Regions from separate parts of the Homo sapiens genome. Here region 1 is linked to region 2. The links are chromatin contacts, found by Hi-C or POLR2A ChIA-PET in ENCODE. All regions are on one chromosome and are shown on one strand. The core of a region is the stretch at or near the end of the contact, and the rest is flanking DNA. Distances in the headings are between cores, read along the strand shown. Region 1 overlaps BTD (biotinidase). Region 2 overlaps COLQ (collagen like tail subunit of asymmetric acetylcholinesterase).

Evidence for each region. A loop is a pair of places that touch in the nucleus more often than their neighbours do. ChIA-PET counts read pairs that join two places held with the same protein, here RNA polymerase II (POLR2A). Pooled maps may share reads with other maps.
Region 1: a loop to region 2 is called in a pooled map, with 4 times the contacts of the local background. The contact joins two enhancer-like sites. A Hi-C loop is called at or near these places in 2 of 50 pooled maps. POLR2A ChIA-PET finds 5 or more read pairs at or near these places in 3 of 52 experiments (H1, OCI-LY7 and activated T-cell).

Annotation. Positions count from the first base shown.
Region 1 is chr3:15,646,546-15,650,968 of GRCh38, forward strand. It overlaps BTD (biotinidase), which reads left to right. Exons shown (of 4, transcript NM_001370658.1): 4 at 1-4,423. Among named protein-coding and RNA genes, the nearest start is that of BTD, 47 kb to the left of the region's middle. RefSeq lists an enhancer at 137-670 and a silencer at 1,097-1,391. Within about 2 kb of position 1,251, at least 26 of the 41 ENCODE cell types and tissues checked have a DNase peak (open chromatin) inside an H3K27ac peak, as active enhancers do.
Region 2 is chr3:15,465,909-15,470,033 of GRCh38, forward strand. COLQ (collagen like tail subunit of asymmetric acetylcholinesterase) reads right to left here. Exons shown (of 17, transcript NM_005677.4): 12 at 433-529. Among named protein-coding and RNA genes, the nearest start is that of MIR4270, 28 kb to the right of the region's middle. Within about 2 kb of position 1,508, at least 6 of the 41 ENCODE cell types and tissues checked have a DNase peak (open chromatin) inside an H3K27ac peak, as active enhancers do.

The DNA of each region.
Region 1 (4,423 bases), core at 1-2,500, 180 kb after region 2:
TATCAGACTCAATATGGTGAAGACATTTTTAGGCCACTGATTTCTGTGTAATTTGTGTCCAATATTTCAAAGCCATTTAAAAAAGGATTTTGACTGCATGCCTAGTAGCTGTTTCAGATCATTTTTTAAGTACAGAATGGATAATTAGTCTTCAGTGATTTGCCTCTTAAATGTGGCCATTTAGTTTGAACTCCTTTTTAGTTATTTTAAACAGTATATGCTTAAACATCACACGATTTTATAAAGCAAGAAAAATGAAATGATCTCCCTATTCCCCCACGGTGTAGGCCTCCAGATCCTTTTCTGGCTTTTAGGCAGGACAATTAACAATGTGGATTCTGCAGTCAGACTGATGGGGTTTCCATGCATGGCCTCACCATTAACTCCTCACTGGGGAGACCTTGGGCCTCGGTTTTTTATTCATAGAATGCATGTTGAATAAACCATGTGGGAAAAAGCAGAGCCAGCACCAGCCCCTGCTGACTCACTGATCCCTCGGAAAGGTCTGGGATGAGTCAAGTCTTCAGGGAATAAGCAGCAAGGACTTGGAATTCCTGAGCAAGCCTTGGGTTCCCCACGCCCTAGGAAGTCCCTCTGGAAGGGGAGCAGGACCTCTCCCACCAGATGACGGAGTTCGCTTTCTCGCCCAGCGCAGCTCCCACCAGGCGTGAGCTGGCAGTCCAGAAGCGGCCCCAGATGTGGCTACCCACCGCCCAGTCTGCTTCCCTGCCTCAAACCCCAGGGAGACAGAAATTACCTAAAAATGCATATCATTGCCTTATGCCAAGATGATTCAAATAAGCCTGAGAAAGAGAGGCCAGCGCTAAATACAGACTTGGCAGAACTACTTCACCCAGTAAACATCTAATCAGCACCTGCAGGATCCTCATTCTGCCCTTCTGGGCAGAGCACCACGAACTTTCCCTGAGTTATTTTCTACCAACAATTTAGAATGAATTGCTCGTGAAGTAGAAATGAGGGGAAAAGCAACTAATGGTGGTAGAACAAAGTAATTTTTACAATTAAAAGAAGTAGCTGCCAGATGACAGAACAAAGTAGAGGACGGGAAAATAAATCATTTTCAGGGAAAAAATATATCTATGACTAATGGTTGTGATTATGTTTTTGTCGATTGTGATCCTGAAACTCAGGAAGCAAATGGCAATCTTGACCACAACATGGAGACAGGAAATCAAATGCATTTTTGGCTAAACCAGACTTGGGGGAAGTGGCTTGGTTTGCGTGGTTTCTCATGTAGGTGCAGCTGTGCTTTTCTGTGGTTTTTCTCACACGGGAAGTGAGAGGCACAGTGAGCTGTATTCACACTGGATTTAAAAGCCCTGTTCTTAGAGAGGAAAAAACCAGGCCTCCTCACAGACTGCCAAGTCCCAGAGCCCACCATGTCTGCTCTCAAGACACAGGCCTGTCCAGAGCCCCTGCTGAGGGAAACCCACCCAGGCCACTTTTCCCCACAGGTGGCCCTGCTTGGTACCTGTGCCCCCACCCCCCAGCCATGGTATATTGAACCAGGAGGAGGCACCCAGCCCAAGGCCAGCCAATCAGAGCACTGGCTAGTAGCCCAGGAGGTGTCCCTGCACAGAAGATCTCCTCAGAGAGGACCGATGGTGAGTCGGCCGCTCTTGATTCTCAATGAAACTCAGAACCGCTCAAGTGAAATGACCACTCAAAGAACAATTTCTCAACAAAGTGGATTTATATAGGACAAAATAGGCATAAAAGTATGAAATGTTTTGTGCACAAAGGCCTAGATTTGAGACAAGAGCTGATGTGGCCTGAAGATCTGTGAGTGGGACTGCTTGGGAGGCCATGTTCCTTCTCAGGCCAGAGAAAGGTCCTGGTCTCCTGGCTTCAGTCTTTCATTCCCTAACCTCCCTTTGAATGTTAGTTACCTATTCCCACATAACAAAGTGCCCCAAAACTTAATGGCATAAAACAAGCATGGACATTGTTAGTTCACCCAGTTCTGTGGGGCAGGAAAGCGGGTCTCTCATGAGGCTACAGTCAAGATGTCAGCCGAGGTGACAGTGAAGATATCAACCAAGGCTGCAGCCGGTTGAAGGCCTCACTGGATTTGGAGAATATTATTGATTAAATTGCGTCTTCCCCAAAAAAGATACGTTGTAGTCCTAACCCCCAATAGCTCAGAATGTGGCCTTATTTGGAAATAGGGTCTTTGCAGATGCAATGAAGATATAAGTTAAAATGAGATCACACTAGAGTAACTGGGCCCTTAATCCAATATGACATGTCCTTATCAGAAGAGGAGAAGACACACACACAGGGAGAAGATGACCATGTGACAACAGGGGCAGAGATCACAGGGATGCCTCTACTAGACAAGGCACACCAGAAATTGCTTGCCAACAAACACCAGAAATTAGAAGAGGCAAGAAACAACTCCCCACACACAACCCACCCCTGCAGGTTTCAGAAGAAGCATGGCTCTGCCAACACCTTGATTTTGGATTTCCAGCTTCCACAACTATGAGACAATAAGTTTCTGTTGTTTGAAGCCACCCAGTTCAGGGTACTTTGATATGGCAGACCTAGGAAACAAATACAGAGGATCACTTGCAAAATGGCCCATTCACACAGCTGGCACGTTGGTGCTGGCTGCTAGCAAAAGGTCTCAGCTCCTCACCACTTGGGTCTTTCCATAGGGATAGCTGAGTGTCCTCATGATGTGGCCCCTGGCTTCCCCTGAAGCAAATGATCCAAGAGAGCACAGGTGGAGCCATGATGTCTTTTATTAACTAGTCTCAGAAGTCACACTGCATCATTTGGCACCATCTTATTGAGTTACACAGGTCAGCCCTGCTCCCTATGGAAAGAGACAGAGGGTGTTAGATGCCCAGAGGTGAACCTCATTGGGTACCATCCTGCAGGTGGGCTGCCACTCTGCTCAATCCAAATCACAGCTCTCCCGTTTCTCACCTCCCAACAGTTGCTGTTCCTCAGGCCAAAGTTCACATTCTGCACAGCCTCAGCTCCGCCTGACCTCTGAGCTCACATGATGGCCCTTACTGTGAACCTGGGTTTCTGGTCCAGCCATAGCTACTTCTTTAAGCTCCTCCAGTGTGCTGAGCACAGTCTGGCCCCTGTACTGTTGTCTGCTTGAAATGGCGTCTTCTGATGAACACTCATCCATCCTTCAAGGTCTACTCTCTCATCACAGCTTGTGACTCTTCCACTTTTTGAACTGGTGTTTCCCATTCCCAGTTCACAGAGCCCTTTCTCATTGAACTATTTATCTGAGTTCCCTCTGCCGGAACATGAGCCATGCCTAGAGTAGCCACCTAGTAGTGAGTGACAGCTCTGTGCTGGATGCACATAAATGGTCTCCCTTAACTGCCATGAGCCCTAAAGAAGGTTTGCTACAGCTATTTTACAGATGGGGAAAACTGACAGAGAGATATTAATGAATTGCCCACATGCAAATATGTGCTGAGTCTTGGATTTGCATCTTTATCGTGACTCCACGGAGACCCACCCTCTAAGACCAGAGCCAGTGTCCTATTCATCTTTTGTCTCTGCAGCGTTCAGCATGGCACTGTCTTGGCTTACAAAATCTGCTCTATGCTTGCTGACTGCTGAATGAATGAATGAATGAATAGGTAGTCACAAAGAATGTTTAGAATGTTTCTCAGACAGGCTGAGAAAAAACACAACGAAACATTATTTCCGTTTGGAAAGTTTTTTTATTTTTGTGTTCAGTACTGAAGTAAAACAAAAATCTGAATAACAGCTGCACCGTTAAAAATGAAATTACCAATATATGAACTCTAGGCATCATGCATATATAATTTTTTGTAGATAACTTTTCTTCTCATTTTCCTTCTCATTCTCTTCATCTTTTTCTTTTTGTTTGAGCAAAAAAAAAAAAGAATATATTAACTCGTAACTGGGGAGTCTAAGAATAAATTCTCTTCAGCCATTGCTGAATCTAGGGGCTCAAATGGTGTCTCTGGACACAGTATCACACTCTACTCTGCACTCTTCTTTATCATTTTCTCCCACAGACAGACTCTCGTGTAGTTGCAACAATGGCCATGACTTCTAGGCTTCATCTGCCCCTCTCAGCAGCTCTAGAGAAGAAGCTCCTCTTTTTACACAGTCCCTAATTAAAGTCTCAGAGATGAACAACCTGGGCTCTTGCTTAGGGCACGTGCCCATCCTGAATCAATGATCGGCCAGAGAGCTGTGATATTCTTTTGTTTTTTTGAGATGGAGTCTTGCTCTGTCGCCCGGGCAGGAGTGCAATGGCATGATCTCGGCTCACTGCAAGCTCTGCCTCCCGAGTTCAAGCGATTCTCCTGCCTCAGCCTTCCGAGTAGCTGGGACTACAGGCACGTGCCACCACGCCCAGCTAATTTTTTGTATTTTTATAGAGACAGGGTTTCAC
Region 2 (4,125 bases), core at 258-2,757:
TTCTCTAGCTATTGCAAACAAATAAGGACTCTTTTATAACACTGTAAATTGGAAAAAACCTGCAATGTCACCTTTACTTCTAGGTTTAAGAGAATTGCTTGGAGCCATGACACTTTTATCTAGAAAAAGGTATTAGTTGATGAAATATGTTCCTGTTATTTTTCACTTAAGGTATAAATGACATCATTAATGTGCTTTTTTTCTGTCCTCTATTTGTTCTCCAGAATGCTAAAACAAATTCAGAATGGCATTTATCTCTCTTGCATAAAAGTTGAATGAGCTAAATCGTGGAGAAATTACAAAGATATTGGAGTGTCTCTGGTAGTTTCTAACTTGAAACACAAGGCATCTCTGCTGGCATCTCCTTGTGCCCTCTCTGGGAGGCTGGCCAGTACTCCAACAGTGGATCAAGTGAAGCAGTGTAGCTCTTACCTGCAGGTGGGGGGCCTGGGGGCCCCGGACGGCCAGGTTGACCAGAAGGCCCAGGCTTGCCTGGTGGGCCCATAACTCCACTATCCCCTTTCTGTCCCTGACAGAGAGAAAGGCAGAGCCTGTTATGAAAGCATGACATAGCAAGCTTCCCGCCCCATTTATCACCAAATCAGAGATCACCTTGCACTTAAGGAGCAAGAGCCCAGTGGGGGATGCAGCTCCAGAGGTCTTGACCATCGAGCTCTTAATAAGCTTAGGGCAAGTGACATTTGAGATAGTGATGGCTACAAATTTGTAGACCTTAGTTCTTGCTCTACAAATGTGGCACATGGCAGCTGAAAGGAACCAGTCAAATCTACTCTAGGCCCTGGGCAGATGAGGAAATGGAGGCCTAGAAATGAGCTATTTTCACTCATTGGCTTCCCGTTGCACTCAGGATAAAGACTTAGCTCTTTACTGCAGCCTGCGAAGCCTTGCATGGCTAGGCTTTCCAGCTTCATTCCAGCCTTTTGGCCTTTTTGGTCTTCAAGGGCACCATGTCTATTATCCCCCTTCTCAAGACCCTTCTCTCTGCCCCAAAATCTCTTCCTTCCCCCTAGCCTAGTTAACTGTCACTCACCCTTTGGCTCTCAGCTCAAATGCCCTATGGCAAAGCCTTCCCTGACCTTCCTGGATGGAGTCAGTTCACCCCACCATAAGCTCTCATAACTCAGCCTGTTTCCTTCATGGCATTTATCCCAGATCATAGCATATGGATTATTTGTGTGGTCATTTCATTGATGTCTCCCCATGAGACATACACTCCCTATGGGCTGGAATCTGTCTAGCTCACCTCCTTTCCCCAGATGAAATGAGGGAGGACAAAGATGCTAGAAACACAATGGTAGGCAGCTTTGCTGATCTGTAAATCCAGAGGTTTCACCTTGACCTTGAGACTCCAGGTAACTCATGTCATTGCTTTGTACCTCAGTTTTGTCATCTTTAAAATGAGGCCAGTAAATTTACACCCACATAGGTCTGTGAAACTAACAAAGATCTCAGATGTGAAAATGTGGTTTGTACAGAACGAAGAGCTATGTGGGGCAAGCCAATTATCACAGCAACTGGCTTGGTTCCATCTGTTTCACGTAGTTAAGTCTTGGTTTATTAAAAAGGGCACATCTGTGGCTACAGCCGTTCCACATGGAGTGTCCTCTTTTCTGCCTATTCTGGGAGTATCAAGAGCAAAGACTGGGCTCTTTGTTCTCCCTCAGGGTTGCTCTTAGGAGTCACCCCGAAACCAAGGCTGGTGCATGCTATTGACTCTTCCCCTGAGCAATTTGCTAATTGTCTGCTCTTGCCTCAGGCCTAATCAGAGCAGTGATTGACACTTGCCATTTTTGACCTGGTTCTTCTTACTACACTTGCGCCTTGGCAGGCTTGCCCACCTGATGAAATGTAATCTTCCTCAAATCTGGGGAGCAGGCAGGCTTGGGACTCCTTTCCAGCCACAACGGTGACAGGTGACCGGCTGCCTTGTCCACATGGCACTGGGGGCCGTCTTGGTAATGTGCAAGGAGTTCTTGAACTCTGAATATGGGATCCGTGAGGTCAGAGTTTATTTCTGATTCCATGTTTATGGAGGGAGTTCTTAAGCCTCAGCCTAGCTGAAGCATTCCCTGCAGTAACCAAGCTGGGTCTCAGGATGGCAAAGGAAGTCACACATCTTAATATAGCCACAGTTCAGTCTTGTTTTTCTAACGGCCATGTCAGCTGGCTCTGAGCAAAGGAAGTGCCAAAGCTTGAAGGAGCTGGAAATGCTCCTTCATTCTGACACCAGCAGTAATGGAATATTCCGCTTATCGGCCATCGCTCAGAATGAGCCACGTCTCTATCAGCAGGACTCACTGAGTAGAGCTTTCCAGGAAAGGCATTCTTTATTCCTTATTTGCCACAAAGTTGGGTGATCTCTCTCAAGGAAATTGTTTCTCAGTTACTGAAGTTTTTTTTTTTTTTTTTTTTTTTTTTTGAGAGACGGAGTCTTGCTCTGTCGCCCAGGCTGGAGTGCAGTGGCGTGATCTTAGCTCACTGCAACATCTGCCTCCTGCGTTCAAGCAACTCCTGCCTCAGTTTCCCAAGCAGCTGGGACTAGAGGTGTGTGCCACCATGCCCAGCTAATTTTTGTATTTTTTAGTAGAGGTGGGATGTCACTGTATGTTGGCCAGGCTGGTCTCGAACTCCTGACCTCAGGTGATCTGCCTGCCTTGGCCTCCCAAAGTGCTGGGATTATAGGCATGAGTCGCCACTCCCGGCTGAGAAGATTTTTATAATAAAGTCAACAGCTGCTTTCCTGGGCTTGCCTGAAGGCAAGTCCTGAAGCATGAAGGTAGCTGAGAGAAGAAGTCATGTGGGGAAAGTTGGTCTCAACTCAACTCTCTGGATTCTAATCCTGGCTTTGAAGCTGACTTCATGGAGGGGTCTTGGGCAAGCAACTCCACCTCCCTGGCCCTCAGCTTCCTTGAGAATAACCTGAGGAGACTGGATTAAGTGGTCTCTGTAATCCTTCTGGCACAGAAATTACTATCTGAAATTCCTTCTGAATTTCTGATTTTTGGCTTTGGATTGACTTAACAATAACTTTCAGAGACTCTCAGCACTGCTGGCCAACAAACAAAGAGTATGTAAGACTATGCTGGGAGATTAATTCATGATAAAAATAAATACCACATCAGGCTTCTAAGGCTAACAATTCGTTATCTCCCAACTGGAACGACCCCAACACCGAGGGTTTGCAGCACCCTCGGGTTGTTCACAATGTCTTGTCGAAAGCTTGGGCTCTTTTCTCTAACTTCTCTGAGCTCCCAGATGTGGTTTTGGTGTAGCTTTTATGATTCCAACGGAATTAGTCTCAGCAGGCTCAAGAAATGGCCTTCCTGGCTTTGGTTATCGCCAGGAACTAGGAAAAGGCAAACACTGCCCAAGACAGAAGGAAGCCAGGAAGCTTCTGGAACCCCAAGCTTAAAATATTATGAATGGAAATCATTAGGAGGGGATAAAGTGATATAAGAAAAGATTTCTCCCCCATATTTTTCCTTTTTTATCTGAGCCTACTTTTAAGAAATTGGTATCTGTGGCATCATTGTGAAACCATGACCATGCTACCCATGATCAAAGTTTGAAAACTGGACTGGATGATTGTAACTTCGAAAGTTACTGCACAGTCTAAATTTTCCAGGTTGGAGCCTGTGTTCTTTCTAAATTGATTGGGAAAAGACCAGAATTGGCTTCATAGTGTTATTATGGTTCTGAAACCTGGCTGCACATTAAAATCATATGGAGCTTAAAAAAAAATAACCAAACCCATGCTGAAAGCTCATTCCAGGTCAATTATATTATGGTCTTTGGAAAATAAGGCCTAGGCACTGGGGATGAGGAGTGGCAAGCTTGGAACTACAACCATTGCACCTGATGTGGGGGATCTGTACATCTGTATTTAATCACCGGCCCCACCCCCAGGTGATCTTGATGTAAGATTAAGTTTGTGGGCCACAGATATAGCCTAAGGAAATAAGTAAAAGAATGGAAAAAGCTTCCATCCAAAGATGTTTACCTCTCAGGATTATATATGAGACAGCTAAGGCTGTCTCTAGAGCAGTCATGTCACATCACATGGCTTAACACAAGAGCCTGCTGACCAGGGGGAGTTCAGAATGA